Regions from separate parts of the Homo sapiens genome. Here region 2 is linked to region 1. A link is an interaction called in ENCODE POLR2A ChIA-PET data of the cell type or tissue named here. Cell type or tissue: Caco-2. All regions are shown on one strand. Each heading gives the region's core, and the rest is flanking DNA. Links, peaks and the distances in the headings are about the cores only. Region 1 has its middle 120 kb from the start of LINC01429. Region 2 overlaps LINC01429 (long intergenic non-protein coding RNA 1429).

Region 1 (14,965 bases), core at 6,323-8,822:
CTGTCTCTACTAAAAGTACAAAAAAATTAGCCAGGCATGGTGGCGCCCGCCTGTAATTCCAGCTACTTGGGAGGCTGAGGCAAGAGAATCTCTTGAACCCGGGAGGCAGCGGTTGCAGTGAGCCAGCCTGGGAGATAGAGTGAGACTCAGTCTCAGGAAAAAAAAAAAAAAAAAAAGGAGTCTAACATTGGCTAGGTGCAATGGCGCACGCCTGCAATTTCAGCACTTTGTGAGGCTGAGGTGGGAGGATCACTTGAGCCCAAGAGTTTGAGGCCAGCCTGGGCAACGAGGTGTAACCCAGTCTCTACTAAAAATACAAAAATTAGCCAGCTGTAGTGGCACATGCCTGCAGTCCCAGCTACCTGGGAGGCTGAGGTGGGAGGACTGCTTGAGCCCAGGAGGGTGTGGCTGCAGCAAGCCATGACTGCCCCACTGTACTCAGCCTGAGCAACAGAGTGAGACCTTGTCTTAAAAAAAAAAAGAAACAAAAAAGTCTAACAGTTGAGTGTGCTGGGCATTATTTTATTTTAAGTCTTGTGTGTTTCATTACTCAATTATCTCATGAATGCTGAAGTAGATATTTGGGTATATTGTCACCTTCACTTCACAGATGAGGAAACTGAGGTACAAAAAAGGGTAGTAATTTGCCCAATGATACACAGCTAATAAGTAGCAGGGTCAGTCTTAGGTGAGAAAAATCACAGTGTAGAACAGTGTGTATAGCATGCTCCCATACTGAGTACAAAAGACAGTAAAAGAGGCCAGGCGCAGTGGCTCACGCCTGTAATCCCAGCACTTTGGGAGGCCAAGGCGGGTGGATCATGAGGTCAAGAGATCGAGACCATCCTGGCCAACATGGTGAAACCCCGTCTCTACTAAAAATACAAAAAATTAGCCGGGTGTGGTGGTGGGCGCCTGTAGTCTCAGCTACTCAGGAGGCTGAGGCAGGACAATCACTTGAACCTGGGAGGCGGAGGTTGCAGTGAGCCAAGATTGCACCACTGCACTCCAGCCTGGTGACAGAGTGAGACTCCGTCTCAAAAAAAAAAAAAAAAAGGCAGTAAAAGATAGGGCTGAGCACAGTGGCTAATGCCTGTAATCCTAGCACTTTGGGAGGCCGAGGTGGGCAGACTGCTTGAGCCTGGAAGTTTGAGACCAGACTGGGCAACATAGCGAAACTATGTCTCTACAAAAAACCCCACAAAACAAACAAACAAACAAAAAATATGGTGGGCATGGTGGTGTGCACCTGTGGTCCCAGCTACTTGGGAGACTGAGGTGTGAAGATCACCTGAGTCCAGGGAGTTTGAGGCTGCATTGAGCTGTGATTGTGCCACTGCACTCCAGCCTGGCCAACAGAGTGAGACCCCATCTAAAAAAAAATTTAGAAAAGAGCAAAAAAAAAAATATATATATATATTTTTTTCATATATATAAAAACATATATATTTTTTCATATATATAAACATATATATTTTTCATATATATATAAACATATATATAAACATATATGTATGTGTATGGATATATATATGTGTGTGTACGGATATGCATGTATGTTTATATATGCTCGTATTGGTTTAGAATATCTTTGGATGGAGACAGGAGAATCTGAGAGTCTATGAACTGTGGGTGCCTCTGGCGACAGAAATTCAGTGCACGGAAGACAAGGGAGGGAGCAAGATTTCCTTTACGCTACATAGAATTCTATACCTGCTAAACTTTTGCACCATAGATATGTGATATCTATCAACACCTTTAAATCCTTCTTTCTTTTTTTGCATCCCATCCCCAACAGCTTTAAATCTATAATTTAAAAAAAATTAAAAATGTAATGGGAGGGAGCTTCAGGTCCATCTTACAGGCCGTCTCTTAGCTTGTAATGTCCAATAGGAAAACCACTAGTTTCCATCTTTCCAATATGGAAACACAGCCACTGAGCAGCTGAAATGTGCCATATCCGGATTGAGGTGTGCTGAGGCTGGAGGCTGCAGGCAGTGACTCACACCTGTAATCCCAGAACTTGGGGAAACCAAGGCAGGTGGATCACTTGAGCTCAGGAGTTCGAGACCAGCCTGGGCAACATGGTGAAACCCCGTCTCTACTAAAACTACAAAAAAAAAAAAAATCGCCAGGTGTTGTGGTGCCTGCCTGTGGTCCCAGCTACTTGGAAGGCTTAGGTGGGAAGATCACTTGAGCCTGAGGGCCAGAGGTTGCAGTGAGCCTAGACTGCACCACTGCACTCTAGCCTGGGTGACAGAGCAAGACCCTGTCTCAAAAAAAAAAAAAAAAAAAAAAAGATGTAAGAGATGTGTTGTGAGTGTAACATACATGCTGAATTTCAAAGACTTAGTATAAAAATGGCGATTTCGGCCGGGCGCAGTGCCTCACGCCTGTAGTTTTAGCACTTTGGGAGGCCGAAGCGGGCAGATCACTTGAGGTCAGGAGTTTGAGACCAGCCTGGCCAACATGGTGAATACAAATAATTAGCCAGGCGTGATGGCGCGCCTGTAATCCCAGCTACTTGGGAGGCGATTATTACTAAAAATACAAAAATTAGCTGGGCCTGATGGCGTGCCTGTAATCCCAGCTACTTGGGAGGCTGAGGCAGGAGACTAGCTTGAACCCAGGAGGCGGAGGTTGCAGTGAGCCGAGATTGCACCATTGCACTCCAGCCTGGGGGACAAGAGCGAAACTCTGTCTCAAAAAAAAAAAAAAAAAAAAAAGCAAAATATCAAATTCATAATTTCTTTTTTTTTTTTGAGATGGAGTTTTGCTCTTGTCACTGAGACTGAAGTGCAATGGCACCATCTCGTCTCACTGCAACCTCCACCTCTCGGGTTCAAGTGATTCTCCTGCCTCAACCTCCCAAGTAGCTGGGATTACAGGAATGTGCCACCATGCTCAGCTAATTTTTTGTATTTTTAGTAGAGGTGGGTTTTCACCATGTTGGTCAGGCTGGTCTCGAACTCCTGACCTCAGGTGATCCACCCACGTCAGCCTCTAAAAGTGCTGGGATTACAGGTGTGAGCTACCGTGCCCAGCCTCAAATTCATAATTTTTATATTGCTTGTATGTATGATGATATTTTGGATCTACTGAGTTACATAAAAGTCTATATTATTAAAATTAAGTCCACTTGTCACTTTTTACACTTTTTGATAAAGCTAGTAGAGAACTATTCACAGTAAGCAAGATATGGAATCAACCCAAGTGTCTATCAATGAATGAGTGAAAAAAATGTGCTACATATGAAATGTTATTCAGGGGACAGGCACAGTGGCTCCTGCCTGTAATTCCAGCACTTTGGGAGGCTGAGGTAGGCAGATCACTTGAGGCCAGGAGTTCAAGACGAGCCTGACCGACATGGTGAAAACCCATCTCTACTAAAAATACAAAAATTGGCCGAACATGATGGCACATGCCTGTGATCCCAGCTACTCGGGAGGCTGAGGCAGAAGAATCGCTTGAACCCAGGAGGTTGAGGTTGCAGTGAGCAGAGATCGCACCACTGCTCTCTAGCCTGGGCAACAGAGGGAGACTTTGTCTCAAAAAAAAAAAAAAAGAAAAAAAAAGAAAAGAAAGAAAAAGAAATAAAGAAATATTATTTAGCAATAAAAAAGCATGAAATTCTGTCATTTGCAACAACATGAATGGAACTGGAGGATATTATGCTAAATGAAATAAACCAGGCACAGACAAGGCAGATACAAATATTGCACGTTCTCACACACATGCGGGAGCTAAAAAGAAAAGACCAGCCATGTTGACCAGGCTGGTCTTGAACTCCTGACCTCAAGTGATCCATCCACCTGCCTTGGCCTCCCAAAGTGCTGGGATTACAGGCATGAGCCACTGCGCCCAGCCTGAACCTACTGTCTTCTGGGATAAAATTCTTCCTGAGACCATTCTGTCTGTTTAAAAGTAGCTAGACATGGATGTCAGGAGTTCAGAATCTAATTATTTAAAAAAACAAACAAACAAATGCCATCTTGTCTTCTTGGTTTACAGAGACTTAACAGAAATATACAAAGTACGCTTTCCTCTCATTACTTTACTTTCAAAGTTTGACCAGATCTTTACAAAGGTTGTTCCGTATGCCACACCACCTGATAAGGGAGAAGTGATAGTTTAAAATAGAGAACTGGGTTGGGCGTCGTGGCTCACACTTGTAATCCCAGCACTTTGGTAGACTGAGGTGGGTGGTCAGGTTGAGCTCAGGAGTTCAAGACCAGCCTGGGTAACATGGTGAAACCCCATCTCTACTAAAAATAGAAAAACTAGCTGGGTGTGGTGGTGTGTGCCTTGTAGTCTCAGCTACTCAGGAGGCTGTGGTGGGAGGATCGCTTGAGCCCTAGAGAAGAAGGTTGCAGTGAGCCAAGATCGCACCACTGCACTTGAACCTGGGCAACAGAATGAGACCCTGTCTCAAAAAAACCAACCAACCAACCAACCAACCACCCAACCAACCAACCAACCAACCAGAGAACTGAATTGTTGGTGTTACCATCTAGTTTATAAACTTAAAGCTTGAGACAGTCTTTCCCTTGGGATTTTATTTTTTTCTTAGTTGAAAGAATGACCTTATAATAAAATGGTAACAATAATGACAGAAATAGCTAACATTTTTGAAGCACTTGCTACAAGCCAGCCATTGTGCAAAGTACTTTCTTGAGTAAAACTAGGATCACAAACTGGGGTGTTATGAGCCCATCTATTCTATGAGGTAGATCTCTTTGTTAGGCCCATTTTACAGATGTGGAAATTGAAATTTAGAGAGGGTGGGTAATAATATTGGAAGTCACAAAACTTAAGCTTGCATTTTTTTTGTTTTTTTTGAGACGGAATCTTGCTCTGTCACCCAGGCTGGAGTGCAGTGGCGCAGTCTCGGCTCACTGCAAGCTCTGCCTCCTGGGTTCACGCCATTTTCCTGCCTCAGCCTCCCGAGTAGCTGGGACTACAGGCGCCCGCCACCATGCCTGGCTAATTTTTTGTATTTTTAGTAGAGACGGGGTTTCACCGTGTTAGCCAGGATGGTCTCTATCTCTTGACCTCGTGATCCACCCGCCTCGGCCTCCCAAAGTTCTGGGATTACAGGTGTGAGCCACTGCGCCCAGCCTGCTTGCATTCTAACTCTATCACTAACATGCTATAGAGCTGTTTACACATAACTTCTTGGCAGTAGGTTGAATTGTGGTCCCCTAAAAGATAGGTCTAAGTCCCAATCCTCAATACCTGTGAATGTGACTTTATTTGGAAAAAAAGGTCTTTGCAGATGTAATAAGGTTAAGGATCTTCAGATGATATCCTGGATTAACTGGATGGACTCTAAATCCAATGACAAATGTCCTTATAAGAAGAGAAGACATGGCTGGGTGTGGTGGCTCATGCCTGTAATCTCAGCACTTTGGGAGGCCAAAGTGAGAGAGGAGAAAGGAAGAAACCGGTCAGGCAGGCAGTTAGGGTGGGTTCTCAGCTGAATTCTTTCAAACCAAAGAACAGCCGGAAAAATCAAGCTGCAGGTACAGATAAGGGAACTTGCATAGGGGGGCTTGTGCACGTTCCCTTATCTGTGCCCGCAGCCTAAGACATGCCCACAGCTGCACAGATAAAAAAGTCTACACAAGTGACTTGCCTAGACATGCCCACAATGAAAATGCCGTCCCCTGACACATGTGTGGTAAGAGGAACAAAGTGATATGGAGTAACTCGAGCTAAGGGCCTGCAGGTGCATTAGGAGGACAGGGTGGAGCTACCAGAAATTCGTGCCTTATGCAAATGATATGACCATTCCTCATCAGCTTCTTATAAAAGCCTTTGCATTCAACTGTAAAAACAGGAACCCAGCCAGGTGCAGTGGCTCATGCCTGTAATCCCAGCACTTTGGGAGGCTGAGGTGGGTGGATCACCTGAGGTCGGGAGTTCAAGACCAGCCTGACCAACATGGAGAAAACCTGTCTCTACTAAAAAAAAAAAAAAAAAAATTAGCCAGGTATGGTGGCACATGTAATCTCAGCTACTTGGGAGGCTGAGGCAGGAAAATCACTTGAACCTGGGAGGCAGAGGATGCAGTGAGCCAAGATTGCACCATTGCACTCCAGCCTGTGCAACAAAAGCAAAACTTTGTCTCAAAAAAAAAAACCCAGGAACCCTCTTTCAGGCCCCCTCTTTACAGTGGAGAGCTTTCTTCTTTTGCTATTAAACTTTTGCTCCAACCTTGCACTTTGTGTCCATGCTCCTTAATTCTCTTGGTTGTGAAACACAGAACTCCAGGTTATACCTCACAATGAGAGACTGCTACATTGTGGTGCCTGGGTGAGACTGTAACAGAGGCAGGTGGATTGCTTGAGCCTAGAAATTGGGGCAGCCTGAACAACATAGCGAAACCCTGTCTGTACAAAAACTACAAAAGATTAGCCAGGCATGGTGGTGCACTCCTGTAGTCCCAGCTACTTGGGAGGCTAAGGCACAAGAATCACTTGAGTCTGGGAAGTCGAGGCTGCAGTGAGCTGTGATTGTGCCACTGTATTCCAGCCTGTGTGACAGGGGAGACTCTGTCTCAAAAAAAAAAAAAAAAAAAGTAAAAAGCAAAAAAAAAAAAAAAAGAGGGACACACACACACACACAGACACACACACACACACACACACACACACAGCAAGACCATGTGAAGGCTGAAGCAGAAATTGGACTGACGCATCCTCAAGTCAAGGAATGCACGGAGCCAGCAGGAACTGGACTAGATGAGGAAGAATTTTCCCCTGGAGGTTTCAGAAAGGGCACGGCCTTGCTGATACCTTGATTTCGGATTTTTGTTCTCCACAACTGTGAGAGAATACATTCCTGCTGTTTTAAGCCATTCAGTTTGTGGCTATTTCTTATGGCAACCCAAGGAAACAAAGACAATCACTATAGGCAAATCACTCTGGGCTTTGATTTTCTCCCCTGTGACGTGTGAGGTTTGATTATACTGGTGGTTCTGAACCCAAGACCATGGGCCAATCTGTGAGGGGGAATGTATAGAATATTTACATGTCAGCTGGAGGGTCTCAATCAGGGGTGCTTTTACCTCCAGAAAACATTTGGCAATGCCTGGAGATATTTTTGGTTTTCACAACTTGATGGGAAGGGGAGAGGATGGGATTACTATTGGCATTTAGAGGGCAGGGGCCAGGGATGCTGTTAAACACCCTACAATGCACAACCAAAAATTATCCAACCCAACGTGTCAGCAGTGCTGAGGTTGAGAAACCCTGATATATGCAGTCATCCCTCTGTATCCATGAGGCACTGGTTTCAGGAGTCTCCTGTGAACACCAAAATGCACAGATGCTTAAGGCCCTGCTATAAAATGGCCTAGTATTTGCATGTAACCTACACACATCCTCCTGTATACTCTAAATCATCTCTAGACTTATTTATTTATTTATTTAGAGAGGGAGTCTCACTCTGTCACCCAGGCTGGAGTGCAAGGGCACAATCTCAGCTCACTGCAACCTCTGCATCCTGGGTTCAAGCTATTCTCCTGCCTCAGCCTCCTGAGTAGCTGGGATTACAGGCACCCACTACTACGCCCAGCTAATTTTTGTGTTTTTAGTAGAGACGGGGTTTTACCATGTTAGTCAGGCTGGTCTCGAACTCCTCACCTCAGGTGATTCGCCTGCCTCGGCCTCCCAAAGTGCTGGGATTGCAGGTGTGAGCCACTGTGCCCAGCCTCTAGATTACTTATAACAGAGGTACCAGTCCATGGCCTGTTAGGAACCAGGCTGCAGAGCAAAAGGTGAGCAACAGGTGAGCAAGCAAAGCTTCCTCTGTATTTACAGTCACTCCCTATGGCGCGCATTACCACCGGAGCTCCGCCTCCTGTCAGATTAGCGGCCACATTAGATTCTCATAGGAGTGCGAACCCTATTGTGAACTGTATACATGAGGGAACTAGGTTGTTGATGATCTGTCGCTGTCTTCCATCACTCCCAGATGGGACTGTCTAGTTGCAGGAAAACAAGCTTAGGGCTCCCACTGATTCTACATTACAGTGAGTTGTATAATAATTTCATTATATATTACAATGTAATGATAGAAATAAAGTATACAATAAATGTAATATATTTGAATCATCCTAAAACCATCCCCCTACCAGCGGGTCTGTGGAAAAATTGTGTTCTGCGAAACTGGTCCCTTGTGTCAAAAAGGTTGGGTACCGCTGACTTATAATACCTAATACACCAAAGTGAGTGGATCACTCGAGGTTAGGAGTTCAAGACCAGCCTGGCCCAGAGGGTGAAACCCCGTCTCTACTAAAAATACAAAAAAACTAGCTGGGCGTGATGGTGCACACCTGTCATCCCAGCTACTCGGGAGGCCGAGGCAGGAGAATTGCTTGAACCAGGGAGGCGGAGGTTGCAGTGAGCCAGGATTGTGCCATTGCACTTCAGCCTGGTCAATAGAGCAAAATTCCATCTCAAAAAAAAAAAAAAAAAAAACTGAAAACAAATACAGTGTAAATGCTATGTTAATAGTTGTTTATACGGCGTGTTTTATGTATATGATTTTTTATTGTAGTCTTTATTTTTATTTTTATTTTTTCAACTATTTTCCAGCCCTGATTGTTTGAGTCTGCAGATATGGAACCCATGGATCTGGAGGGCCGACTGTACTATGTGCTTTTTACAAGCAAAATGTTATTGAGGCCAGGCCTGCTACCATGCTCATAATACCAGCATTTTGAGAGGCCAAGGCCAGAGGATAGCTTGAGTGCAGGAGATTGAGACCAGCCTGGGCAACATAGTGAGACCCTGTCTCTACAATGACAACAACATCAACAACAACAACAACAAGTTTTATTGAATCTTCACAGCTACCCCCTTAGGCAGGTATTATTAGTACTACTTTTCCTATTTTACAGATGAATAAATTGTAACTAAGAGAAGTGAACTGATTTCTCCAAGGCTACAGAACTAGGAGGTGGTAGAGCTGGGATATGAGGTTTTAGTTTTGTTTTGTTTGTGAGATGGGGTGTCACTCTGTTGCACAGGGTGGAGTACAGTCATGTGATCATGGCTCAAGTGATCCTCCTACCTCAGCCTCCCAAGCTGGGACTACAGGTGTGCACCATCACACATGGCTAATTGTTGTATTTTTTTTGTTTTTTTTTTGTAGAGACAAGGTCTGTTTGTGTTGCCCAGGCTGTTCTTGAACTCCAGGCTCAAGCAATCCACCAGTATTGGCCTCGCTAAGTATTAGGATTACAGGCATTAGCCACTATGCTCAGTCTGCCTTTTTTTTTTTTTTTTTTTTGAGACGGAGTCTCGCTCTGTCGCCCAGGCTGGAGTGCAGCGGCGTGATCTCGGCTCACTGCAACCTCTGCCTCCCAGGTTCTAGCGATTCTCCTGCCTCAACCTCCTGAGTGGCTGGGACTACTGGTGCGTGCTACCACGCCCAGCTAATTTTTGTATTTTTAGTAGAGACGGGGTTTCATTATGTTTGCCAGGATGGTCTCAATCTCTTGACCTCATGATCCGCCTGCCTTGGCCTCCCAAAGTGTTGGGATTACTGGCGTGTGCCACCGCACCTGGCCGAGACTGGGTCTTAAAAAAAAAAAAAGAAAGAAAGTAATGTTACTTTTATGAAAAAAAAAAAAATTTCCAAAACAAAAAATTTAGTGAAAAGAGTAACATTTTTTGCTTCTTTTTTCTTGCTAATCCCTCTAATGCCTTGCTTTATACAAGACGGCCAGATACACACAGCAGCTTCTACATTTACTTTGTTGTGATATCATATGTCATGCAGCCTCTGGAAAATCCCACTGTACTTGTGATTGACTACAAGTGAAAATGATAAATAAAGGCTTAGTATTATTATTATGAAAGAGTCTTAATCTTGTGAACTTCCTGAAAAAGATGTTCCTGAATAGTCTGCTGACCGCAATTCTAGCATTCTCTCCTAAAAGATATAGAGAAGATGGTAGAAGAAGATGGGAGGAGATGGATCTCCAATCCAGTGTCTCCCCGTATTCATCATTTGTGTACCACCTTCACAATTTCTGCCAAATCTAAGGAGTCAATGTTTTACTTAATACGCATATAGGTAAAACAATTTAACTCATGTCCTTTCCTTTATACAAATGTATTTTCACAGGAAACTTTATATATTACTATTATGAATGGAGAACTTGGTATTCATTATTAAACAGCAGGTAATGGCACAAATTAATTTCCAGAAAAGAAAAAAAATTCTAGGCCAGATATGGTGGCTCATGCCTGTAATCCCAGCCCTTTTCTGGGAGGCTGAGGTGGGAGGACCGTGTGAGCCCAGGAGTTCAAGACCAGCCTGGGCAACAGAGTGAGATCCCATCTCTACAACAATGACAAGTTAGCCAGCCATGGTGGCACACATCTGTAGTCCCAGTTGCTTGGGAGACGAGATGAGAGAATCCCTTGACCTCAGGAGTTGGAGGTTGCAGTGAGCTGAGACTCCGTCTCAAAATAATAATAAATAAATAAATAAAATAAAATTCTAGGGAAGCAGTCTAATCTGCTAAAGGCTGTGCAGCTGGGGCTTGCTGTCTGTTCAACAAGGGAAATTAGTTAAGTGTGGAGAGGTGATAAAGATCTATTAGCACCAAACAGAGACTTTCTCCTTAATGTAATCCGAAAGATTGAAGATGAACCCCTGTAGATTTATTGTGTTTTTTTTTTTTTGAGACGGAGTCTTGCTCTGTTGCCCAGGCTGGAGTGCAGTGGTGCGATCTTGGCTCACTACAAGCTCAGCCTCCCGGGTTCACGCCATTCTCCTGCCTCAGCCTCCTGAGTAGCTGGGACTACAGGCGCCCACCAGCGTGCCCGTCTAATTTTTTGTATTTTTAGTAGAGACGGGGTTTCACCATGTTAGCCAGGATGGTCTTGATCTCCTGACCTTGTGATCCACCTGCCTCGGCCTCCCAAAGTGCTGGGATTACAGGTGTGAGCCACTGCGCCCAGCCTATTTATTGTTATTTTATTTATTTTTATTTTTTTGAGACAAGGTCTTGCTCTCCTGCCTCAGCCTCCCAAGAAACTGGGATTACAGGTGCGCACCACCATGCCCGGCTAATTTTTGTATTTTAATAGAGATGAGGTTTCACCATTTGCTGAGACTGGTCTCAAACTCCTGGACTCAACCGATCCTCCTACCTCAGCCTCCCAAAGTGCTGGGATTACAGGCATGAGCAACCACACCAGGCCTTATAGCATTATTTAATGCCACATCCATGCACCATCTAAATTATCTAGCTTATGGACAATAATAATCTTCAGACCACACCTTGCAGCCATTCCTCACTTTGGGGAAACTGGCACTGCCAGAGTTTCTCAAAGCATTTTCCATAGTGATTTGATAGGCATTAAACTGATCTCCTAATCCAAGACTTTTTTCAATCCTTATGCACTGAATGAAGAACAGTTTCACTTTTTTAGGACCAAAGATTGTTTACCAATAACTTACCTAATATTAAAATATGGTTTTAATGCCCATTTGCTTTAGGGCAAATAGGAGGGTTATAAAACCTCACTGGATGGATCCAAGAGGAGAAAAAAAAAGATTGGCTTTAAGGGAAAAACAAGAATGCCTAATTAGCTTTTTGTTTTGTTTGGGTGACATCACATGTATCATTAGGCTTAGAAAGTTCATTTGCCACCTTATTTGTATGAGTTTTTGAGTTCCTTCCATATCTATTTTCCTGTATTGGGGCTTTTTTTTTTTTTTTTTTTTTTTTTTGAGACGGAGTCTCACTCTGTGGCCCAGGTTGGAGTGCAGTGGCATGATCTCGGCTCACTGCAACCTCTGCCTTCAGGTTCAAGCGATTCTCCTGCCTCAGCCTCCCAAGTAGCTGGGACTACAGGTGCGTGCCACTATGCCCAGCTAATTTTTGTATTTTTTAGTAGAGACAGGTTTCACCATATTGGACAGTCTGGTCTTGAACTCCTGAACTCGTGATCTGCCCGCCTCGGCCTCCCAAAGTGCTGGGATTACAGGTGTAGGCCACCGCGCCCGGCCGCGTTGGGGCTTTTAGAATTGAATTTACTGTCTGTGAGAGTTCTCTTCTATTTCAATTTTAGGGCTAAAGAATGTGGTTTTTTTTCCCTCCAGGCAAATGAGATTAAATAAATATTTAAATTTTGTGTGAAGTTTATTTAACATTTTCCACTCTTTGCTATTGCTTAAGTGCAAAGTTTTGTCTTTTTTTAAACATTATAATTGCTACTTAGAATTCTAAGCTGTAATTTTGCTGTTATGTAAATTACACAACTTCAGTAGTAAAACCAAGCAAATAGTATTTATTCCTTCCTCTGCCTTGGAAACTGATTCCTTCTGAAAATAATTGCAGAAACTAATGAAAGCAAGATCCAGTTCCTGCCTAGATTTGGCTGGTCTGATTTTAAGCCACTCCCCACAGGAAATAACAGATAAAATGATGCAATACTAGCTAGCATTCCTGGCTGTTTCTGACAATCCAGGAGCTATGTGACTAATATATCAAGTGAAAAAAATATTTCCTTGATTAAAGTCATAATAACATATTATGTGTAATAACACAGGGAGTATAGATGACTCAGATTCCAGGAATAATAGAAATTGGTGGCTCAGCAACTTAAAGCAGCTAGAAAGGATTGTTATGCCACATGGGGGTTGGAGAAGGGCTTGCCAATTGCACACTGAAGTTAAACAAAAGCCTAACTTAATTTTTATTCCTGGTTAAAAAAAAGTCTATTATGTACATCCAGCCAAAAAACCAGTGCCTTAAACAAGATAAATGCGTATTTTCTCTCAATTAAACACTACATAGGTAGTCTAAGGCTTCAATGACTCTCCTTGGTCCCAAGCTGCTTCTTTTTTAATTTTTTTGAGATGGAGTCTCGCTCTGTCGCCCAGGCTGGAGGGCAGTGGCGCGATCTCGGCTCCCTGCAAGCTCCGCCTCCCGGGTTCACGCCATTCTCCTGCCTCAGCTTCTGGAGTAGCTGGGACGACAGGCGCCCACCATAACGCCCGGCTAATTTTTTGTACTTTTTAGTAGAGACGGGGTTTCGCCATGTTAGGCAGGATGTCTCAATCTCCTGACCTCGTGATCCGCCCGCCTCAGCCTCCCAAAGTGCTGGGATTATAGGCGTGAGCCACTGCGCCCAGCTCCAAGCTGCTTCTTTCTTGGTTCTCTGCTTTGCAGAGTCAAATGACCTCATTGCCGAAGATGGCGGCATCCAAGTTCCAGGCAGCAAGATGGAGAAAAGAACAAAGAGAAAGCAAAGATACCCACCCGAGGCTTGACACTTCCATTTATATCCCATTGGCCAGAACAAAGTCACGTGACCGTACCTAAGCTACAAGGGAGGCTTGGAAAGGTAGCGTTTCTTTCTGAAAAAATTCAGCCCTGCTGAGAATTCAATTCCATGGAAGAAAGAGACAGGATCTTGACAACTAGAACTTTCATTAAAAAAAAAACAGGCCGGGCGCGGTGGCTCACGCCTGTAATCCCAGCACTTTGGGAGGCCGAGGCGGGCGGATCACGAGGTCAGAAGATCGAGACCATCCTGGCTAACACGGTGAAACCCCGTCTCTACTAAAAATACAAAAAAATTAGCCGGGTGTAGTGGCGGGCACCTGTAGTCCCAGCTACTCCAGAGGCTAAGGCAGGAGAATGGCGTGAACCCGCGAGGCAGAGCTTGCAGTGAGCCAAGATCGCGCCACTGCACTCCAGCCTGGGCGACAGAGCAAGACTCTGTCTCAAAAAAAAAAAATAATAATAAAAAAAACAGGCCAGGCGTGGTGGCCCACTCCTGTAATCCCAGCACTTTGGGCGGCCGAGGCGGGTGTATCACCTGAGGTCAGGAGTTCGAGACCAGCCTGGCCAACATAGTGAAACCCTGTCTCTACTAAAAATAAAAAAAAAATTAGCTGGGCGTGGTGGCGCGCAACTGTAGTCCTAGCTACTCCGGAAGCTGAGGTAGGAGAATCTCTTGAACCCGGGAGGTGGAGGTTGCAGTGAGCTGAGATCACACCACTGCACTCCAGCCTGGGTGACAGAGTGAGACTCTGTCTCAAAAAAACAAACAAACAAAAAACCAAAAACAAAAAACCTTTTTCTTTTTCTTATTATTTTTTTGAGTCAGAGTCTTCCTTTGTCTCCCAGGCTGGAATGCAGTGGCACTATCTTGGCTCACTGCAACCTCTGCCTCCCAAGCTCAAGAAGTCCTCCCACCTCAGCCTCCTGAGTAGCTGGAACCATAGGCATGTGCCACATCACCTGGATAATTTTTTTGTGTTGTTTGTAGAGACAGAGTTTTGCCATGTTGCCCAGGCTGGTCTAGAACTTCTGAGGTCAAGCAATCCTCCAGCCTCGTCCTCTCAAAGTGCTGGGATTATAGGTGTGAGCCGCCAGGCCCAGCTGATAACTAGAACTGTCTACCAAAACATAATTGCCTTTCTGGGCTTAGCCCAGAGTTTCATGTAGATAAAATATTCATTAATTCATTTAGTCATTCAATTGCTTAATTCAATAAATATTTATTTATTTTTGAGACAGAGTCTCGCTCTGTCGCCCAGGCTGGAGTGCAGTAGCATGATCTTGGCTCACTGCAACCTCCGCCTCCCGGGTTCAAGCAATTCTCCTGCCTCAGCCTCCTGAGAAGCTGGGACTACAGGTGCACCACTGCACCTGGCTAATTTTTGTATTTGTAGTAGAGATGGTGTTGTGCCATGTTAGCCAGGCGGGTCTTAACCTCCTGACCTCAGGTGATCCACCCACCTCAGCCTCCCAAAGTGCTGCGATTACAGGTGTGAGCCACTGCGCCCGGCCAATAAATATTTATTGAGTACCTAGTATGTGCCAGGCACTGTTCTATGGGCTGAGATATACTGGTAAATAAAACAAAGTCCCCTGTCCTCTTGGGGCTTACATCCTAGCAGGAAGGGAAAAACAATAAATAATAAATAT
Region 2 (14,965 bases), core at 5,993-8,492, 130 kb before region 1:
TCAGAGGTGGATAAGAATCTATATCTGCACCTGCCAGGAGCCAGGTCGAGGAGGATTAAGAGTTGGGGGAGACTTTCCACTGTGCCCATTCTTTCTACATTTTGGGTCATATGAATGTATTATCTTTTCCAAAGTTTGAATTATTATTTTTGTTTTGTTTGTTTTGTTTTTTTGAGGCGGAGTTTCACTCTTGTTGCCCAAGCTGGAGTGCTATGGCACGATCTCGGCTCACCTCAACCTCCGTCTCCCAGGTTCAAGCAATTCTCCTGCCTCAGCCTCCCAAAGTGCTGGGATTACAGGTGTCAGTCACCGCGCTCGGCCTGAATTATTTTTTAAAAACTTTGATAGGATATAAATGAAAAGAATTTTTTTTTTTGAGACGGAGTCTTACTCTGTCACCCAGCCTGAAGTGCAGTGGTGCGATCTTGGTTCACTGCAAGCTCCGCCTCTCGGGTTCACGCCATTCTCCTGTCTCAGCCTCCCAAGTAGCTGGGACTACAGGCACCCACCACCATGCCTGGCTAATTATTTGTATTTTTAGTAGAGATGGGGTTTCACCATGTTAGCCAGGATGCTCTTGATCTCCTGACCTCGTGATCCGTCTGCCTCGGCCTCCCAAAGTGCTGAGATTACAGGCGTGAGCCACCGCGCCCGGCCAAAATTTTTTTTAATATGATACAAAATAATTTTTTTTTTTTTTTTTTGAGACAGAGTCTTGCTCTGTCGCCCAGGCTGGAGTGCAGTGGCACGATCTCGGCTCACTGCAAGCTCCGCCTCCCGGGTTCATGCCATTCTCCTGCCTCAGCCTCCTGAGTAGCTGGGACTACAGGCGCCCTCCACCCCGCCCAGCTAATTTTTTGTATTTTTTTAGTAGAGACGGGGTTTCACCATGTTAGCCAGGATGGTCTCAATCTCCTGACCTCGTGATCCGCCCACCTCGGCCTCCCAAAGTGCTGGGATTACAGGCGTGAGCCACCGCGCCCGGACTAATATTTTTTTTTAAATAAAAAATATGAAACTGGCCTGGGCACGGTGGCTCATGCCTGTAATCCCAGCACTTTGAGGGGCCGAGGTGGGTGGATTACCTGAGGTCAGGAGTTCAAGACCAGCCTGACCAACATGGTGAAACCCTGTCTCTTCTAAAAATACAAAATTAGTTGGGCGTGGTGGCGCATGCCTGTAATCCCAGCTATTTGGGAGGCTGAGGAAGGAGAATCACTTGAACCCAGGATCTGGAGGTTGCAGTGAGCCGAGATCACGCCATTGCACTCCAGCCTAAGCAATGAAGAGTGAAACTCTGTCTCAAAAAAAAAAAAAACAAAAAACAAACAAAACAAAACAAAAAACTGAAAAGGTTTCAGGAATGCAAAGGCAACATGTCCCAAAGTATTAAAATGGTACAACCTTGCTTTTGACGTGAAGGTCAGTTACAGAACGAAATTAGCCAGCAAGCAGGTGAGAGCAGAGATTAAAACGGTAATGAAGATGGCCATTCCACAGCCTTTTCTAACTACATGGAAATTATCTTCCTTGACAGTAGCCAACCTGTGCTTACATTCTCTCTCTCTCTCTCTCTCTCTCTCTTTCTCTCTCTCTCCTCCCACCTGCTTGCCATGACCTATTTCATAGTCCTGGCACGTGTGAAATGCCTGCCAAGAACTGCAGAAGACAGAGACACAGTGCTCCAAAAAGGTTGAATGGCAACTTTATCATGGACATTTTGGTGATTACAATATCTACATTTCCTGGGGGGTCTCAGAATCACAGAAATTATTTCAAGTTAGTCCGAGGCTGCTCAACGCTGAGGTCAAAACATCTGAGAGAAAAGGTTAAGTAAAAAATCTGGTTGTTTCTATAAAACTGGACTCATTCATTCAATGGCTATGTACTGAATACCTACCATGTACCAGACCACGCTGAGGACCAGCCAGAGGCAAGGCAGGCACCTCAGGCACAAAAGGCAAGAAGGCCTCACTCTCTGTCACTGCTACACCTGCAAAACCCCTAGCGTAAGGTTCCCTTTGCATTTCCTGCCCGTGGTGCCTGCCTGGCCTCATCCTAGTGCCTATTCCATACCAGACGCTGTTCTAAGCACTGACGCTGCAGCAGTGAACAAAACAAAAAGAAGCTGGACAAATGCTCAAGTCTCCACATTTCAGAATTGGATATTTTGGTGCTGAATTGACTGCGTTAAGAAACAGAGGTTTCCCGGATACAGTGGCTCATGTGTGTAATCCCAGCACTATGAGAGGCTGAGGCGAGAGGATGGCTTGAGCCCAGGAGTTTTGAGACCAACCTGGACAACACGGTGAAATCCCAGCTTTACAAAAAATATGAAAATTAGCTGGGCATGGTGGTACACGCCTGTAGTCCCAGCTACTCGGAAGGCTGAGGTGGGAGGATCACCTGAGTCTGAGGAGGTTGAGGCTGCAGTGAGTTGAGATTGTGCCACTGCACTCCGCCTGGGCAACAGAGTGAGACTCTGTCTCAAAAAAAAGAAACAGGTCAGGCGCGGTGGCTCACGCCTGTAATCCCAGCACTTTGGGAGGCTGAGGCGGGTGGATCACCTGAGGTCAGGAGTTCGAGACCAGCCTGACCAACATATTGAAACCCCGTCTCTACTAAAAATACAAAAATTAGCCAGGCGTGGTGGCACACGCCTGTAATCCCAGCTACTTGGGAGGCTGAGGAAGGAGAATCACTTGAACCTGGGAAGCGGAGGTTGCAGTGAGCTGGGATCATGCCACTACACTCCAGCCTGGGCAACAAGAGCGAAACTCCATCTCGGAAAAAAAAAAAAAAAAAAAAGAAACAGAGGTCTTTGCCCACTCTTCAGCTTGGAGTTACTAAGTGATCTCAGTCTTGCTTCAGTTGACTTCTTACTCTGCATCCCCAGGTAGCCCTTTGTTGTTCAGGACTAGCTTGGACAATGGAAAGCCCCATCTTCTGAGTGCTCCCCAATGTCTGGGGCTATAGATAGATTGACCAATGCAATCTATGTCATGCCCCATGAGGTGGGACCAGTGATTCTCACCACTTTCCAAACTGAGGTCACAGTTGGTCTGAAAGCTGGGAGGGTTCACCCATAGAGAAAACTGGCCAAGACAAGATTCAGATCTGGCGTGGGTCCGAGAGACTCCTGCAAGGGTGTACTCTAGCACTCCACACATTACTTAAGGTTGGTTGAGCTCAGAGGTACAGATATATGTTGGCGACTTACTGAAGGCTGCAAAGCTCATTAAGATCAGGGGTCCAGGGTCTGAGCTCTTCAAAAGATGTTCCACCCTAGGAAGGAAAACGCTCGTTGTTATCATCATTGACGTTTGGTCACTGAGCCTTGGGGTTTATTTTTAGGAAACTCCTAAAAATAATGTGTTTTAGGACACACAGTGAAACTGATCATGTGTCTCCATTCATGGCCTGCTTTCATCATTGGTTTGTGCATGAAGACACTTCTAAAATTATTTATTCATATTATCGATATATAGATGTATTAGCCATTGCTTCTCCCTGTCACGTATAAGACTTGACAAGACTATCATCCCCGAGGTGACCCCCGAAGTGCTATCATTACTCACCGTCCTACCCTCTGGCCCAGCTGCAAAGAATGGGTCTAGCTTAGCTTTCTGATCCTTTCTGCCATCCCAACCCAATCTGCTCTGATTCATCACTTCCTCCCTAAGCATCCTCACCAAAGCCCTTCAGCACCAGTGTCAGCAACAACAGCCAATATGCCCTGGGTCTTCCTTCCTGTGCTCTTTCAAATAACCAGATTATTACTGGACTGCCTATTATATGCCAGGCCCTGTGATTGGCACTGGAATGCAACAATAAGCAAAAACAGACATGGTACCTACCCATCTTCATTTAGCACACAGTCTAGTGGAGGGAGGTGGACATCAGTTAAATAATCACCCCCAAGTACGCAGAAAGATCTTATTGCACAGTATGATAATGGATATGGAGAAAAAGTGCCAGGCACCGCCACCAGGAGTTGGAACTGGTCCAGGAGGGCTTCTCTGAGGAAGGGACCTTGGAGCTGAAACCTGTAGGATGGGGCAACTGGGTAAAGTGGGCAGAGATAGCCTCTGGGCAGAGGGTTGAGCAGTGACACTGGAGAGGAAGCCAGAGGCTCACTTGGGAAAGACCTTGAGATGGATCAGAGGCAGGTGATGGCGGGCATCCATGGGGTCTTACTCTGAGCATTCATGGGATTCAGTTTGGGTGCAATGCAGTCGCGGCCGGCTACAGTTGCAGAACTCACTGGAGGGAGGTGAGAGTGCATGGGAAGACCAGTGAGGAAGCTCCTGCCCGTCTACAGGTGATGGACGATCGGGATAGTGGGGTGGTAGCAAGGTGCAAACAAATGGACTCATGATGTACTTGGAGATTTGGTGATGGAGTGCATGAGGGATAAGGAGCAGAGTGAGGGGTCCCTGACCTCCTGCTCGAGCAAATAGAGCAACAGTAGATCCTCAGGTGATCTTCATAAATTCAAACCATCCTTCCCTCCCTTGCACAGGCAAGAAACAACATTGAAGTATCTACATTGAAGACAGAACTTTGTGTTCCTATTTGTTTTTCTCTATGCTAATTAAAATGCCCTTTGTAATGGCCGGGCATGGTGGCTCACACCTGTAATCCCAGCACTTTGGGAGGCCGAGGCAGGCAGATCACCTGAGGTCAGGAGTTTGAGACCAGCCTGACCAATATGATGAAACCCCGTCTCTACTGAAAATACAAAAATTGGCCGGGCACGGTGGCTCACGCCTGTAATCCCAGCACTTTGGGGGGCTGAGGCGGGTGGATCACCTGAGGTCAGGAGTTCAGGACCAGCCTGGCCAACATGGTGAAACCCCATCTCTACTAAAAATACAAAAAAATTAGCCAGTCGTGGTGGCAGGCGCCTGAAATCCCAGCTACTGGGTGGGTGGGGGGCTGAGGCAGGAGAATTGCTTGAACCCGGAAAGGGGAGGTTGCAGTGAGCCGAGATTGCGCCATTGCACTCCAGCTTGGGGGACAAAAGCAAGAAGCTGTCTCAAAAAAAAAAAAAGTACAAAAATTACCCGGGCATGGTGGCATGTGCCTGTAATCCCAGCTACTCGGGAGGCTGAGACAGGAGAATTGCTTGAACCCGGGAGGCAGAAGTTGCAGTGAGCCCAGATCGTGCCATTGCACTCCAGCCTGGGCGACAAGAAAGAAACTCTGTCTCAAAAATATATACATAAAAACAAAACGAAACACCCTTTGTAAATCAATCCAGAGGAAACTTTTCCTTTTTTTGCCAATGAAATTAATTATGTCGAGAAACCTGAATCTCATCTCTTCTGTCTTCATGTCTGTTACATTCTCAAAAGACACACTATTGCTCAGTGTCAGGGTAGGATAATGAGCTGATCAGAAACAATTTTCATGTCATTTGAAGCTTAATTTCATTAGCAAATAAAAACTGTTTCAAATACCACCATTGGTCCTCTAAAGTTGATTTAGAGATTCAGGTTGAAAATCGATTAAAGTGATTTTTCCTTCATAAAAGTTTATAGCTCTGCAGGCACACACAGACTCCTTAGACTTGCAAAGCCACATCCATATTATTTTCCAGAATGACCGTTACCGAAAAAAAGTGAGTTGCAGAGCAATAAGTAGATATGATCTCGTTTATGTAAAAACAAAACAAAGCAGTGACAAAAGCTAAAACTGAAAATCACTCCAAATTCAGCAGCATTGGCATCACAGTGGAGCTTGCTAAAAATGGGGAATCTCGCCCGGGCGCAGTGGCTCACGCCTGTAAATCCCAGCACTTTGAGAGGCCGAGGCGCGTGGATCATGAGGTCAGGAGATCAAGACCGTCCTGGCTAACACGGTGAAACCCCGTCTCTACTAAAAATACAAAAAATTAGCCGGGCGTGGTGGCGGGTGCCTGCAGTCCCAGCTACTCGGGAGGCTGAGGCAGGAGAATGGCGTGAACCCGGGAGGCGGAGCTTGCGGTGAGCCGAGATCGTGCCCCTGCACTCCAGCCTGGGCGACAGCGAGACTCCATCTCAAAAAAAAAAAAAAAAAAAAGAAATGGGGAATCTCAGATCCTACCCAAGACCCACTGAATCATTTTAACAAAATCAACAGCTGATTCTTCAGCACATTGAAGTCTGACAAGCACTGCTGTTAACAGTTCTTTTTCTTTTCTTTTCTTTTTAAGACAGGTTCTCACTCTGTCACCCAGGCTGGAGATCACAGTCCACCACAGCCTCCTGGGCTCACGCAATCCTCCCGTCTCAGCCTCCCAAGCAGCTGGGACTGTAGGTGCATGCTATCATACCCAGCTAATTTTTTTCTTTCTTTTCTTCCTTTTTATTTTTATTTTTATTTATTTTTTATTTTTTCTAGATACAAGGTCTCACTATATGGCCCAGGCTGGTCTCAAACTCCTGGACTCAAGCAATCCTTCCACCTCAGCCTCCCAAAGGGCTGGGATTATAGGCGTGAGCCACCACACCCAGTCTATATTTATATTTCTACACACACACAAACACTTGTGTGTGTTATATATGTAGATAAATATATTATCTATGTATCTAATATATCTATTATCCTAGACATACATAGATATGTGTATATGAATAGAAATATAAATGCATAGAAAAGTCTGGACTAAACTGCTCACGGTGGTTAATTTTGAGAAGTTTGGATTTCAAGGTGAATGTGGTGGTGAATAGTAAGTGGGAAATTCAAAGGGGGCTTTCACATTTTACCAGATATACCAGATAACCTAGATTTACTGATCTAGGCGCCCGCCACCACGCCTGGCTAATTTTTTTTGTATTTTTCAGTAGAGACGGGGTTTCACCGTGTTTGCCAGGATGGTCTCCATCTCCTAACCTCATGATCTGCCCGCGTCTGCCTCCCAAAGTGCTGGGATTACAGGTGTGAGCCACCGCGCCCGGCCAGACAGAACTGCTTAATGCATTACTTGGGTAATTTAAATTTAAATATTAAGATAGTATAAAGCTGAGGACCTAAAAAACTAATCTTACAAATAACACGGACATCTCAAGTCCCTCCTCTCTTTGACCTACCAATTCCTCCTGGGGGGAGGTGCCCTCAGAATTACTCACACATGTGAGAAATGATGTGCAACCGAGATAATTCACAGGAGCACTGTTTGTAATAGCCCAATATTGAAGACAACTTAAAGGCCCATCATAGCCCGGGCACGGTGGCTCACGCCTGTAATCCCAGCACTTTGGGAGGCCCAGGCAGGCGGATCACTTGAGGTCAGGAGTTTGATACCAGCCTGGCCAACATGGTGAAACCCCGTCTCTACTAAAGACACAAAAAGTAGCTGGGTGTGGTAGCGCGTGCCTGTAATCCCAGCTACTTGGGAGGCTGAGAGAGGAGAATCGCTTGAACCTGGGAGGTGGAGGTTGCAGTGATCCAAGATCGCATCACAGCACTCCAGCCTGGGTGACAGAGAAAGACTGTCTCAAAAACAATAAAGGCCCATCATTTGGGAATTGGTTAAATAGAATAAAGGACATTTACAGCGTAACACTATACAGTCATAGAAAAGAGAGATCAAAGGGCTGGGCGTGGTGGCTCGTGCCTGTAATCCCAGCACTTTGGGACGCTGAGGTGGGAGGATCACCTGAGGTCAGGAGTTTGAGACCAGCCTGGCCAACATGGTGAAACCCTGTCTCTACTAAAAACACAAAAATTAGCCGGGGGTGGTGGCACACATCTGTAATCCCAGCTACTCAGGAGGCTGACTCAGGAGAATCACTTAAACCTGGGAGATGGAGGTTGCAGTGAGCCGAGATCGCGCCACTGCACTCCAGCCTGGGTGACAGAGCGATACTCTTGTTTCAAAAAAAAAAAAAAAAAAAAAACAAGATCAAGCTCTATATGTGTTGAGATGGAACAATGGCCAAGAGCAATGGTTCATGCAAGGACAAAGGGGCTGAGCCATCTGGATGATATGTTGACAATTGTGTAGAAAGGGAGCGGGGAGTGGAATACATATTTATATTTGGTTGTATATGCACAATGTAGCTCTGAGTATCATATTATACAACATAAAGGAGTAGTGGTTGACTATGAGAAGGGGAACAAATGGGTGGCTGTGGGACAGTGGTTAAGAGACTTTTCACCATTTGTTAAACTTGGTGATTATTTGAAGCACTTGGATGCATTACCTATTCAAAATCTTACTAAAACAAGAACAAAACAAACAAACAGAAGCTTCTAGGATTCTTTTATTTCTCTGAGAATCCTTACTCCTGGGAACTACATCTGGAGAACTCATTGTGAGCCCAATAACACAGGGGCTTGGTTTCCCATGAAAAGAAGGCTGCCTTTCAAGGAAGGAGAGGGACATTCTCCATCCTGAGGGGACACCCCCCACACACCCCATGCTTCCTTTATTGCCATTTCGTCCTTTGCTGCTCTCATTTGATGTGGCTCGGCTTTTTTTTTTTTCTTAAAGTTCCCACCAGTTCTCTTTAAAGACAGCACCAAAACTAAAACTAAAAACCAATTTAATTTTACTTTTAAAGCACTCCCCCTTTTTTTTTAATTTTTACAATAATGAAGATCTTATTCTAGGATGAAAATAATGAATAGGAAAGAGCTGTTTATTCTTCCTTCTTCCCACCCCTGAATATTGAAGTAAAACTAAATAACAATGAAAGTGACTAGGAACAGCAGACAAGGGGAAATATGTCAGAATGAGAACATCTCATGTCATCTCCAGGGCTGGGGGAGAAACATCTTTCCTGGTACAAGGTCCCGGTACCGAAGAAATACAATTTTTCAAAAAGTTCTGTAAGTGATACATGCTTGTTACAAAAAATCTCTACCATTTTCAAAGCTTAGAAGGCAGAAACTCCTTGTTAGTTGGTAATTTCTTTATCTCTCTCATGCTTTCCTGATATCTGAATTACGCTTGAGAAAAAGAGGAAAATAAAACAAGACAGAAAATAATGCTTCCTTAGGTAAATACAATCGGCTAAGAAAGGCTTCCAAGAAGAAGCATAATTCACTGAGTCCCAGCTTATTGAGAGAATCCCCAAACAAAGGACTTTTGTGAAGGGATCAGTCTCAGCCACCATAACTTAGCATACAATAGGATGGCTTAATAAAAGAGGTTTCCAAAGGCCAAGATGGTTATCAAAGATCTCCCAAGGAGAGAGGGAGAAGAAGAGACAGAGAGAAAAAGAGAGAGAGAAAGAGGGAAGGAATAACCTTCTGGAATGTTCCCAACTATCTTTCCAGTTAGCATTCATGAATACGTGAAAGGTTTCATATCACTTGGAGTCCCACCCATTTTTCAAAATAGGAAGCTTCCGCTATTTTCTTCTGGATCCGTTATTGGGTCAAGAGAAGTCTCTGCCTCTTGTCCAGGACATTTGGATATTTCTTATTTGTTATTTATTTATGAGATAGGGTCTCACTGTGTCGCCCAGGCTGGAGTGTAGTGGCACAACCATGGCTCACTGCAGCCTCGACCTCCCAGGTTCAAGTGATTCTCCCGTCCCAGCCTCCTGAGTAGCTAGGACGACAGGCACCATTGCACTTGGCTAATTTTAAAATATTTTTTAGAGATAGGGTCTTGCTATGTTGCCCAGCCTGCTCTCAAACTCCTGGCCTCAAGTGATCCTCCCCCACCTTGGCTTCCCAAAGTGCTCGGATTGCAGGTGTAAGCCACCCACTGCACCTGGCCTAGATTTGGAAGTTTATATAATTACTTTTCAATGAATGTTTTAATGAATGTTGCAATGAATGTCTCCTTGTTTACCTTAGATGACTGGGTGAAATAAACAACTCCTCAAATTTTGTTATGTTACTCTGCCATATTATATCACGTATGACATATATTGTTATATTATATTACATATGTATGTCTATACATATGTTTCTGTGTATGTAGATGTTTATACATCCAGCATATTAAATCCATCAAGCTTTTCGACAAAGGTGAAAGGTTGTAGACTTCACAAACTTAAATAATGTAGGTTGTAGAGTCAGAGCAACTTCTGGTTGTCCCAGTGAACTTGGATAAGTGACTTAACCTGGCTGGGCCTCCATGTCCTCCTGGCAAGTAGGGGTGGTAACCGCCCATATGGAGGGGGTTCCACAAGATAAATTTGGAAAGACATAGGCAAGTGGCACAAAGCAACGGTAGCTGTGGTTGTCCCCTCCGGACAGTGGTTATTAAAAAGACTTATAGGTTGGGCGCGGTGGCTCCTGCCTATAATCCCAGCACTTTGGGAGGCCAAAGCAGGCAGATCACTTGAGGTCAGGAGATCCAGATCAGCCCAGCCAACATGGTGAAACCCCGTCTCTACTAGAAATACAAAAATTACTGAGTATGGTGGCGCAAGCCTGTAGTCCCAACCTACTCAGGAGGCTGAGGCATGAGAATCACTTGAACCTGGGAGGCAGAGGTTGCAGTGGGCCAAGATGGCGCCACTGTACTCCACCCTGGCAACAGAGTGAGACCTTGTTTCAAAAAAAAAAAAAAAAAAAAAAAAGAAGATGTATGTTCCCGGCTTTAGGAGACTACCTTGGGGGCTGTGCAAACACAGGCTACTCTATTCAAATTCTGGATTTCTTTAAAAAACAAAACCACAAACACCAAAATACTCTGATAGTGCTTCAAAACCTCAAACTGGCCAGTGTGTGGCTCATGCCTGTAATCTAGCACTCGTGTGTGGCTCATGCCTGTAATCTAGCACTCTGGGAGGCTGAGGCAGGTGGATTGCTTGAGCCCAGAAGTTTGAGACCAGCCTGGGCCACATGGTGAAACCCCATCTCTACAAAAATGATAAAAGTTAGCCAGGCGTGGTGACTGTGGGCCTGTAGTCCCAGCTACTCAGGAGGCTGAGGTGGATCACCAGAGCCCAGGAGGTCAAGGCTGCAGTAAGCCGAGATCATGAGATCATGCCACTGCACACCAGCTTGGGTGACAGAATGAGACCCTGTCTCAAAAAAAAAAAAAAAAAAAAGCCCTGAAATTCAGTGGTCTCAAAATTTAGAGTATATTCAGCTATTCAGCAAAAAAGAGAAAAGAATAAAATTCTTACTTGAGGCCGGGCATGGTGGCTCACGCCTGTAATCCCAACACTTTGGGAGGCCGAGGTAGGTGGATCACTTGAGGTCAGGAATTCGAGACTAGCCTGACCAACATTGTAAAACCCCATATCTACTAAAACTACAAACTTAGCCAGGAATGGTGGCACATGCCTGTAATCCCAGCTACTTGGGAGGCTGAGGCAGGAGAATCGCTTGAACCCAGGAGGCAGAGGTTGCAGTGAGCTGAGATAGCGCCACTGCACTACAGCCTGGGTGACAGAGTGTGTGAAACTCCATCTCAAAAAAAAAAAAAAAAAGATTATGGTGAGCATTGCAATGACTGTGCGCACACTAAAGACCACTGAATTGGTCACTTTCGATAGGTAAATTGAGTATGAAGTATATCTCATTAAAGCTGTTATGAAACACATTTTAAGGCCGGGCGTGGTGGCTCACGCCTGTAATCCCAGCACTTTGGGAGGCTGAGGGATCACCTGAGGTCGGGAGTTCCAGACCAGCCTGACCAACATGGAGAAATACAAAATTACCCCGGGGTGGTGGCACATGCCTGTAATCCCAGCTACTCGGGAGGCTGAGGCAGGAGAATCACTTGAAACCGGGAGGCGAAGGTTACCGTGAGCCGAGATCGTGCCATTGCACTCTAGCCTGGGCAACAAGAGCGAGACTCCGTCTCAAAAAAAAAAAAAAAAAAAAAAGTAAGAAACACATTTTAGTGCACTTTCATATGCCCTGGGCACGCTTGTTTAAAATGTAGGCTGGTACACTTTCTTCCAGGGATTTTGCTTGGAGAGACCATTCTTATGCCACCAGGGGCCTTTCAAAGCTTTGAGAAACACCGCAGGAGGCCTGACCCAAGTCTTATCCACCATCTAGACATCCACTGTGCCTGATGTTCCATCCTGAACACCTTGTTTTGTCCATCCTTTCTGAAATTTTATGTCCAGGTTGCTATCATTGCTTTATTTTACAGGGGAGGAAATGGAAGTGGTATAAAACAAAACAGCGAAGCTCAGGGCTGTGGCTTCAGCGGGCCTGGAAATGGGTAGATGGGGACTATAGGTCAAGTGTGTTCTCCTGCAGCCCACACCTGATCACTGCAGTTCTTTTTTTTTTTTTTTTTGAGACACAGCCTCGCTTTGTCACCCATGCTGGAGCGCAGTGGTGTGATCTCGGCTCACTGCAAGCTCCGCCTCCCAGGTTCACATGCCATTCTCCTGCCTCAGCCTCCCGAGTAGCTGGGACTACGGGCACCCACCACCATGCCAGGCTAATTTTTTTGTATTTTTAGTAGAGACAGGGTTTCACCGTGTTAGCCAGGATGGTCTCGATCTCCTGACCTCGTGATCCGCCTGTCTCAGGCTCCCAAAGTGCTGGGATTACAGGCGTGAGCCACCGCGGCCGGCCTGGTCACTGCAGTTCTAGCGGCACCTAGGAATGTGGTTAACACAGGCTTTTCTTGCTGTGGTGGGCCTTACTATATACGACACCTAATATAGTAAAATACGACCATATTTCACATTCAGTTAAACAAATGTGTGTAATTTTTGAAATGTTCTGAAGTGTGCAATTACTAATTTTGCTCAGATAGAATATTTTGCTCTTGTGATTTTTTTTTTTTTTGAGATGGAGTCTCGCTCTGTCGCCCAGGCTGGAGTGCAGTGGCGCGTTCTCGGCTCACTGCAACCTCCGCCTCCCAGATTCAAGTGATTCTCCTGCCTCAGCCTCCCAAGTAGCTGGGTTTACAGGTGTGTGCCATCACACCTGGCTAATTTTTGTATTTTTAGTAGGGATAGGGTTTCACCATATTGGCCAGGCTGGTCTCGAACTCCTGACCTCAGGTGATCCACCCGCCTCGGCCTCCCAAAGTGCTGGGATTACAGGAGTGAGCCACCACACCCAGCTTGCTCTTGTGATCTAAAGACCTCTAAAAACCACCAGTTGCAGATGCCAGTTAGTATGATGTAACAATTTGTAGCCATTTGTGAATTCTCTGTGTATATTTTATCACTTATTAAATTTTTATTTAATTTTTAGAGAGGAAGGGTCTCACTCTGTCACACAGACTAGAGTGCAGTGGGGTGATCATAGTTCATTGCAGTCTCAAACTCATAGGCTCAGGCAGCTTCTCACCTCTGCCTCCCAAGTAACTAGGACTACAGGCATGCACCACCACACCAAGCTAATTTTTCAATTTTTTGTAGAGACAGGGTTTTGTCATGTTGCGCAGGCTGGCCTCCAACTCCTGGCCTCAAGCCATCCTCCTGCCTTGGCCTCCCAACATGTTGGGATTACAGGCATGAGCCACTGCATCAGCCTCTGTCTATTTTTAAATTTGTTTTGGTAAGCCAGGATTTGATATTTTTCTTTGGTTCTTGCAAAGCTCTTGCGTCCTTGGATCTAGTACTGCAGCACCCTGTAAAAATATCCCTGAAAGTGTAGGCAAAGTCATGCTTGGTTTTGTGGTGGACGTGATCCCACTTGTTGTCTGGTTTCATTCACTATTTATCTCAAAGCGCATTTCTGATTTCTCTACTTCATTCTGTCCATTGTAGCCTGAGGAGGTGGAGGTGGGGCTCTGAAGATGGCTGAGAGGTGGGGACTGTGTCCAGGTGTGTCTAGTAATCTGAATATTTCTTAATCTTCCACTGTATGCAAATACTTTACTGAGCTACATGATAGGAAGAAATATAAAACAAAACCCCTTTAGAAGATTGCAAATGAATACTGTAGAGGAAGCTAGCAGGCATGTATAAGAAAAGATTCTTGACCTCAGGCATTATAAGAAAAATGCAAATATAATTAGTATATCTTTTTTTTCCTTATCAGATCAACAGATATCCAACCTTTTGATAATGCCGTCTTTGCAGGGTGTGGGGAATCAGGCTCTGACATACACTGCCAAGAGGGTGGGAGTTAAAAATGCTTTAGTCTCCTTGGGAGTATTTGGAAACATAAACTAAAATAGAAACTATACACGTTCCTTTTTTTTTTTCTTTTGAGACAGGGTCTCGCTCTATCGCCCAGGCTGGAGTGCAGTGGCACGATCAGCTCACTGCAACCTTCACCTCCTGGGTTCAAGTGATTCTCATGCCTCAGGCTCCAGAGTAGCTGGGGCTACAGGCGCGCGCCACCATGCCCAGCTAATTTTTTGTGTGTGTGTGTATTTTTATGAGAGACGGGGTTTCGCCATGTTGGCCAGGCTGGTCTTGAACTCTCAAGGGATCCACCTGCCTTGGCGTCTCAAAGTGCTGGGATTACAAGCATGAACCACCATGCCTGACTGAGATGTACATACTCTTTGACCTAACAATTATTCTACTGGAAATTTATCCTATAGACCCCCACTCAGGAATATATGATAAGTGATGTACGTATAAGGAAATACATTGCAACATTGTATGTAAAAGCTAAGTAATAGAAACAACCCAAATGTCCATTAGAGGAAGCTGTCAAAATAAGTTATGGTCATCTATGATATGGCATTGTATTTCTGCAGCTGGAGGCAGCTGTGTTTGAACTGACATTCTGTGAGAGATAGACTGAAATTAAAAACACAAGCTGGGGCCAGGTGCGGTGGCTCACGCCTGTAATCCCAGCATGGGAGGCTGAGGTGGTTGGATCACCTTGAGGTCAGGAGTTTGAGACCAGCCTGACCAACGTGGTGAAACCCCGTCTCTACTAAAAATATAAAAATAACCCGGGCGTGGTGGCACATGCCTGTAATCCCAGCTACTTGGGAGGCTGAGGCAGGAGAATAGCTTGAATCCGGAAGGCAGAGGTTGCAGTGAGCCAAGATCATGCCATTGCACTCTAGCCTGGGAGACAAGAGTGAAGAGTGAAACTTTGTCTCAAAAAAAGAAAGAAAAACACAAGCTGC

The links. ChIA-PET counts read pairs that join two places held together with the same protein. Peaks named below come from ENCODE experiments on the same cell type or tissue, not always from the same donor. Only the 100,000 strongest peaks of a DNase experiment are listed, where the experiment ranks them.
Region 2: POLR2A ChIA-PET joins it to region 1 with 7 read pairs; 4 of 35 experiments call an interaction of 5 or more read pairs at or near these places.

What each region holds. Positions count from the first base shown.
Region 1 is chr20:51,972,687-51,987,651 of GRCh38, forward strand. No RefSeq gene overlaps it. Among named protein-coding and RNA genes, the nearest start is that of LINC01429, 120 kb to the left of the region's middle. In Caco-2, for the core only: no CTCF peak of the experiment used is centred there; a DNase peak (open chromatin) is centred at 7,805.
Region 2 is chr20:51,839,465-51,854,429 of GRCh38, forward strand. It overlaps LINC01429 (long intergenic non-protein coding RNA 1429), which reads right to left. Exons shown (of 3, transcript NR_110016.1): 2 at 3,221-3,285. Among named protein-coding and RNA genes, the nearest start is that of LINC01429, 16 kb to the right of the region's middle. RefSeq lists an enhancer at 7,015-7,515. In Caco-2, for the core only: no CTCF peak of the experiment used is centred there; no DNase peak of the experiment used is centred there.